Linked DNA regions of Homo sapiens: region 2 is linked to region 1. The links are chromatin contacts, found by Hi-C or POLR2A ChIA-PET in ENCODE. All regions are on one chromosome and are shown on one strand. Each heading gives the region's core, a stretch centred on a gene start or an enhancer-like site at or near the end of the contact. The rest is flanking DNA. Distances are from core to core; before and after follow the strand shown.

Evidence for each region. Hi-C counts contacts between places; a loop is a spot of excess contacts on that map. ChIA-PET counts read pairs that join two places held with the same protein, here RNA polymerase II (POLR2A).
Region 2: a loop to region 1 is called in a map of mesothelial cell of epicardium, with 28 times the contacts of the local background. The contact joins two enhancer-like sites. A Hi-C loop is called at or near these places in 1 of 168 maps with a recorded cell type or tissue (mesothelial cell of epicardium). POLR2A ChIA-PET finds 5 or more read pairs at or near these places in 1 of 52 experiments (activated CD8-positive, alpha-beta T cell).

What each region holds. Positions count from the first base shown.
Region 1 is chr5:39,262,422-39,266,106 of GRCh38, forward strand. It overlaps a transcript of FYB1 not described here. Among named protein-coding and RNA genes, the nearest start is that of FYB1, 45 kb to the left of the region's middle. Within about 2 kb of position 2,275, at least 3 of the 41 ENCODE cell types and tissues checked have a DNase peak (open chromatin) inside an H3K27ac peak, as active enhancers do.
Region 2 is chr5:39,614,659-39,617,963 of GRCh38, forward strand. No RefSeq gene overlaps it. Among named protein-coding and RNA genes, the nearest start is that of LINC02104, 96 kb to the left of the region's middle. Within about 2 kb of position 1,538, at least 2 of the 41 ENCODE cell types and tissues checked have a DNase peak (open chromatin) inside an H3K27ac peak, as active enhancers do.

The sequences.
Region 1 (3,685 bases), core at 1,025-3,524:
AAAACTAAAACAATAATGAAGTACAGTTTTACGTGTAACAAATTGTCAAAACTCTATCAATAAATATGACAATGTCAAGTTTTAGGGATGATGTAGAGAAATGGCAACTTTTGTAGAAGGCTGATGGGAGGTAAATCATTACAATGACCTTAAAGAACAAGTTGCTAATGTTAGATAAACTTGAAGGTTCTCATACCCTCTATGCCAAAGGATGTTCATCTACCACTGTTTGAAATTGAAAATAATGGCAACAAATCAAATGTTGGAGAATACATGAATAAATTACAATAGAATTACACAGCAATTCAATAGATTGAATGTGTCCAAAGGGATATTCTTGAAAAAAACCCAATGTAGAGTGAAAGAAGGCAAAGTGCAGAAATCATGAAAAAAAATCTGGGCAAAACAATACTATATGTTTGGAGATATTATAAGTTTTATGGATACACACAGATAAAATCAAAGCATAAAACCATGGCTGGGAAGGCTATTCTGAAAGGCACTTTAAAAATAGTTGTTTCTGTGCTGTGGGAAGGAGGGACATAGAACTGGAAAAGGGCAGAAAGGGACTTTAATTTTCTCTTTTTTAGTTTTAAAATAGATGCCAGAACAGTAATATGCATTAATTGTAGGTTGTGAGTATATGAGCATTTGTTGTATTATGTGTTTCATAATAATTTAAAAAGAGAAGGACATGAGAGAAAAGAAAGGGCGGATGGAATGGAGTGCTAGAATTGGGGAAGTGATATTGAAGTTGCCGAATCAAGAACTGGAGCCCCATGCCTACCCACTTCAAGAGCAAGGGTGCCACAAATTTAGTGTATTCTAACACATGCTCTAAGAAGTGTCTCACATCTCCTCCTAGATGCACTGATGTGTTATATGAGTGCAAGATATCAGCTAGAATTTGAGCCTCTTATCCTTGGCTTAAAACTAACTTGTCATAGTACAGGATTTTTTTTTTTTAACACAGTGGGATAGATCTTGCTGCAGAAGGTAGGTGTCCTCTTTTGCAGAAGGAGAGGATATGAATAGGCCAGGGATGGCAACAGGGAAGTGTGTGGAGTGATATTAGCCTATCACTCAGGACTATGATTGGCCTCCACAGCTTACCTAAAAGAAAAAAAAATCACCTCTCTAATTGAAGGAAGTGGATCAGAACTCCAGCCCTCACAGGGAACCTTCTAGCTCCGTTTCCATACTCTCAGATTTCCCTGGGACACCAGTTCTCAACTGGGGCTTCCATCATGGCCTACAGTTTATTTATTTTCACATCTTAGGACCTGTTCCCCTCAGAAATTCTGTACTTACTTTCTAACTTGGATGTAGTCAAATTTGGGGCCACACTTTTGAGGGAGAACAGGAACAAAGCCAATATTTAAGGCCCAAGCCAGGATCAAGGCTATCTGGAGAGGATGCACGTCACTTCAGAAGTAGCCCTACCCTCAAAATATGAAGCAGGTAATGGCACCCACTCCTCAGCTCAGGTGTCTCCAGTGGCTGCTCTGGTGAACAGTATGATCAAATTCCAGGTCTGAATGTTTGTGTCCCTCCAAAATTCATGTGTCAAAATCCTATCCTCCAAGATGATGGTATTAGAAGGTGAGGCCTTTGGGGAGGTGCTTGGATGTAAGGACAGAGCCCTCACTCTGTGCCTTCTTTCACTCTACATTCGGATATTTTCAAGACATATCCCTTTGGACACATGCAGTTCAATCCAACATTTGACTTGTTGCCATTATTTTCAATTTCAAGCAGTGGTAGATGAACATTCTTTTGCATAGAGCTGCCATCCACACTTAATGCATATGGGATAATAATAATCCTTATAGGAGAAGCCAAAAGAGCTTATTTGTTCCTTCTGGTATGTGAGGACACAGCAAGAAGTTGGCAGTCTGCAATCTGCAAGAGGGCCCTTACAAGACTATGACCAATCTGGCATTCTGATCTTGGACTTTGTAGCCCGCAAAACTGTAAAAAATAAATTTCTGTTGTTTACGAGCTACCCAGTCTAAGGTGTTTTGCTATGGCAGCCCAAATGGACTAAGGCAGCCTTAAGACCCAGCATTCATGTGGCCACTGCCTGTTCCATAAAGCCATCTCTTGTCACTCTCTTCTTCTCTTGCCTATTCTCCAGCCATCCTGGTCTTTTTACAGCTCCAAGCTCTCTCCTGCCTCACCTCTTTTGCACCTGCCACTTCCTCAGCTTGAAATGCTTTCTACCCCCATTTACCCCATGCCCAACTCATTCTCACTTTTTGGTGTAGCAATGCTCAACCCTCACTGAGCCCCACCTCAAGTTTCAGTTTCATTGGTTTCGGGGCCTGAGAAGAGGGATGTTTTATAAGCTGCTGTAGTGATTCCCATGTGCAGCCAGAGTAGAGAACTACTGCTTCAGCCTGAACATCCCCTCATCAGAGACCAGACACCTCTCTCAAGAGGATTTCTCCCCTCCATTTTCTATCTCAGCTCCTCATTTGCCTCCTTCAGAGCTCAGTGCAAGGTATTTTATTTATTTGTTCACTTTGATGTTTTTGATCTATTACTTCCCAGGAAAAGTGGTTCTCCAAGCGTGGGCCCTGGACCAGCAGCGTCAGCCTCATCTGAGAACTTATTAGAAATGCACATTTTTGGCCGGGTTCGGTGGCTCACACCCGTAATCCCAGCACTTTGGGAGGCCGAGGTGGGTGGATCGCCTGAGGTCAGGAGTTCAAGACCAGCCTGGCCAACATGGAGAAACCCCATCTCTACCAAAAATACAAAAAATTAGCTGGGCCTGGCCAGGTGTGGTGGCTCACGCCTGTAATCCCAGCATTCTGGGAGGCCGAGGCAGGTGGATCATGAGGTCAGGAGATCGAGACCAACCTGGCTAACATGGTGAAACCCCATCTCTACTAAAAAATAAAAAAAAAATTAGCCAGTTGTGATGGCGGGCGCTTACAGTCCCAGCTACTCAGGAGGCTGAGGCAGGAGAATGGCGTGAACCCGGGAGGCGGAGCTTTCAGTGAGCTGAGTTCACGCCACTGCACTCCAGCCTGGGCGACAGAGCAAGACTCTGTCTCAAAAAAAAAAAAAAGAAAAAAAAATTAGCTGGGGATGGTGGTGGGCACCTGTAATCCCAGCTACTTAGGAGGCTGAGGCAGGAGTATGGCTTGAACCTGGGAGGCGGAGGCTGCAGTGAACCAAGATCACGCCATTGCACTCCAGCCTGGGCAACAAGAGCAAAACTCTGTCTCAAAAATAAATAAATAAATGAATAAAAGAAATGCACATTTCCAGGCCCCATCCTTGACCCTCCCAGTGATTCTCATGCATGCTAAAGTTTGAGAACCACTACCCTAAGTGTAACCCGTGGGAAGCCTGGACACCATGTGTTGTTCACCCTGCATTCCAATGACTAGCAGAGTGCAGACTTGAAGTAGGAGCTCAAATAACCTTTGTTGAATGAATGAGTGACAGTGCAATTTGACTACACTCCTTTCAGGAGCTCCCATGTAGCTTAAAAACTGGATGAAAGGAACAAAACAAACCAGAAACCCCAAACACAATTTTTACTGTTTTTTTTTTTTTTTACTGACCTAAGGTTTATGCATAAAATACAAAAAAAAATTGTACATGACTAGAACATCTATTTCTTCATTTCTTCCAGAAAATTCTACAATTTAAAATGTACCTAAAATTACTT
Region 2 (3,305 bases), core at 288-2,787, 350 kb after region 1:
CTAGGAATTGATATTAAACATTTATGTGTTTGATGTTGATGATGAAATGGCCTGTTTTCACAATATAATAGTGAGTGGAGAACAGGGGAAGGAAGAGGAGGAAGTCTGCCCTTTGGAGAGAAGAATTAGATTTAAGAATTATTTGAACAAATTGGAGACTTGTTTCAATTTGAACACTACCAAAATAACATTTAAAGAGAAGCAAATTTAGAAAAATTAATGGTACTTGTAGTACATCAGGAGATGTTGCTTTATGTAAATATGGCTAAAATTTACATGGTTATGGCAAATCAGAGAGGAAACCAAATGATCTAAACAACTGGGCCAGATTTAAAATAAAACTGATGACAATAACAATGTTAACAGAATCATAGTTAATATCATAGTTAAAATCATAATTGGTCTCAGAACGGTAATTTTTCATGGCAGTCCATGTCATCTTATCAGAAAGTAAGTGACTTTAATGGGAATGAGAGAGAGAAGAGTTTCTTTAGATGACTAACTAAAAGGAGTATGGATTTAAAAAAGAAGGTGGAACAATCTTATCCTGAGATCTCTTTTGCAAAGAGGAGAGATTGATACTATTTTGCCTCATTGGGATTCTGCAGTTTAAGGATGAAGCCTGCCTTATTCCTCCTGTTGTATGGAGTCTATAAATGCTGATAAAGAATCCTGAACCTGGTATTTGGGAAATGACATGAGATTGCCCACGCTGTCCATTGTGACAGTCCTACTACTCCAAGTTTCCAGGACTAGGCACAGTGTCTTGAGGCCAATTGTGGGGATGTTTCCTCTCTTCACCTGTTCAAGGGAATCATAGTGTATCGTCAAGTCATTCAAGGAAAACTGTTAATACAATAGATAAAACAGGCTTTATGTAGAGAATTCTTGACTGAGAGATCCTGCTTCCTACTGAAACCCTTCTACCCTGGGCATGCTCGAGCTTCAAACCTAGGGGATGTTCTTATTGCCACAAGGATTTTCCCAGGATCAACCCAGTTCCTGGTACAGCTCCCTGGATGTTGTCATCTGAAACCTAAAATAACTGGCCCTGTCAGGGCACAGAGAAGCCTCAGTGAACGTAAGAAGGTCCCCAAGGGCTCTCTTGGGACAAGTATTATTACAGTTTCGGCAAGATTATGGGTTTTTTGGTTAGTTTCTTTGTTTGTTTTTTCTGAGACCGAGTCTTGCCCTGCCACCCAGGCTGGAGTGTAGTGGCGCGATCTCGGCTCACTGCAACCTCTGCCTCCTGGGTTCAAGCAATGATCTCCTGCCTCAGCCTCTCGAGTAGCTGGGATTACATGCGCCTGCCACCATCCCCGGCTAATTTTTGTATTTTTAGCAGAGATGGGGTTTCACCATGTTGGCCAGGCTGGTCTCAAGCTCCTGACCTCAAGTGATCCGCCTGCCTCGGCCTCCCAAAGTGCTGGGATTACAGGCGTGAGCCACTGCCCCTGGCCAACATTATGGTTTTAAAATGGTTGGACTAGTTGATTTTTTCAGTCTTCCCAGCTCTAACCTTCTATGAGTAAATGAGTTTGTGGGCAGGCCTGGGGACACACCCATCCCATTTCTCTGGGAAAGTGCAGTACAAATCCAAACAGGCTCAATAAATGGACTTCTGGAACATAATCCATTAAAGTTGGGACTAACTAAATAGAAATGAAACATATATAGGCTTTGGAAGACAATATATTGTGTCCATATTTGGCAGAGCCCCCGGAGACTTTGCTACTCCAACTGCTAAAGTAAACATTGCATGCCACACTTCAGTATGTCTGGTATATAACTAGGGCTGTGTTTTGAATTTTCTGTCTGCATTACCCCCTCTCCCTGACTAGTATTGCAGTAATAAGCCAATATGTTTTAGGCAGGAAAAGAAAATCGTAATAACCAGTATACTATTTGAAAAGATAATGCATTTGGGAAGAATAATTCTTTTTTTTTTTTTTGAGACAGAGTTTCACTTTGTCATCCAGGCTGGAGTGCAGTGGCCCAATCTTGGCTCACTGCAACCTCTGCCTCCTGGGTTCAAGCAATTCTTGTGCCTCAGCCTCCTGAGTAGCTGGGTTTAGAGGCACCCACCACCATGCCCTGCTGATTTTTTGTATTTTAGTAGAGACAGGGTTTCACCATGTTGCCCAGGCTGGTCTTGAACTTCTGAGCTCAAGCAATCTACCTGCCTTGGCCTCCCAGAGTGCTAGGATTACAGGCGTGAGCCACTGTGCCTGGCTGGGAAGAACAATTCTTGGAAGCAGACTAGTAGAAAAATATTTCCTTTTCTAGATATAAAACTTTGGTTATTCTGGTTTCCATATAAAATACCTCATTTCCGACATATACTTAGACCCCTATTTCTTTTTTTTGAGTGTGTAATTCAGCTAACAATTGGATCCTCCTGGTCTGGGAGTAAAGCATGACCTTCAACAAGATTTTTACTAATTCTCAGACCTTATTCTATTCTGATGTTGTTTGGATCTGTTTGCTGGTACTATTTGAAGTGGATAATTGGGTTTTAGCAAAACCCTCCTTCTATATAACAAAATGTTTTAAATACCAATCATAAAATTAATAAGCCAATAGGACCAGTGGCCAGAAAAAAAAAGACAACGAGAATTCCCAGTTACTGCACTTCACACAAGTACAAATTATGTCACTAAAAAAACATGAAAAATAAAATAAAGGTAACAGCATAGAAAGGAAGAATAATGGGCTAATACTTCTAAATTTTATTGGTGCATTTTCTAAAACAAAGGAAATGAAAACTTAACCACATATTGATCTGTCACAGTAATGAATAAGACTGTTATTATTAGTGTCTGTTTCATCCTTAATTTCTGAAAATTGGAAAGAATTACTAATTAAGAAAACTTATTCTTTGTGTATTCATATTTAATGGATAGCATAGTCACATTTGTTCATTAATACCTGTTCATAATTGATCAAAGAACAACTTTTAGTAATTTTAAATAAAAAAAATTTAACAGGCCAGCAAAGTGGCTCAAGCCTGTAATCCCCACACTCTGGGAGGCCGAGGCAGGTGGATAACGAAGTCAGGAGTTCAAGACCAGCCTGGCCAACATGTTTAAACCCCTTCTCTGCTAAAAATACAAAAAATTAGCCAGGCATCGTGACATGACTTGTAGTCCCAGCTACTCAGGAGGCTGAGGCAGAAGAATCGCTTGAACCCGGGAGGCGGAGGTTGCAGTGAGCCAAAATGTTCCACTGCACTCCAGCCTGGGCGACAGAGTGAGACTTTGTCTCAAAAAATAAAAAAAAATAAAAAAATTTAACATGCACCAACA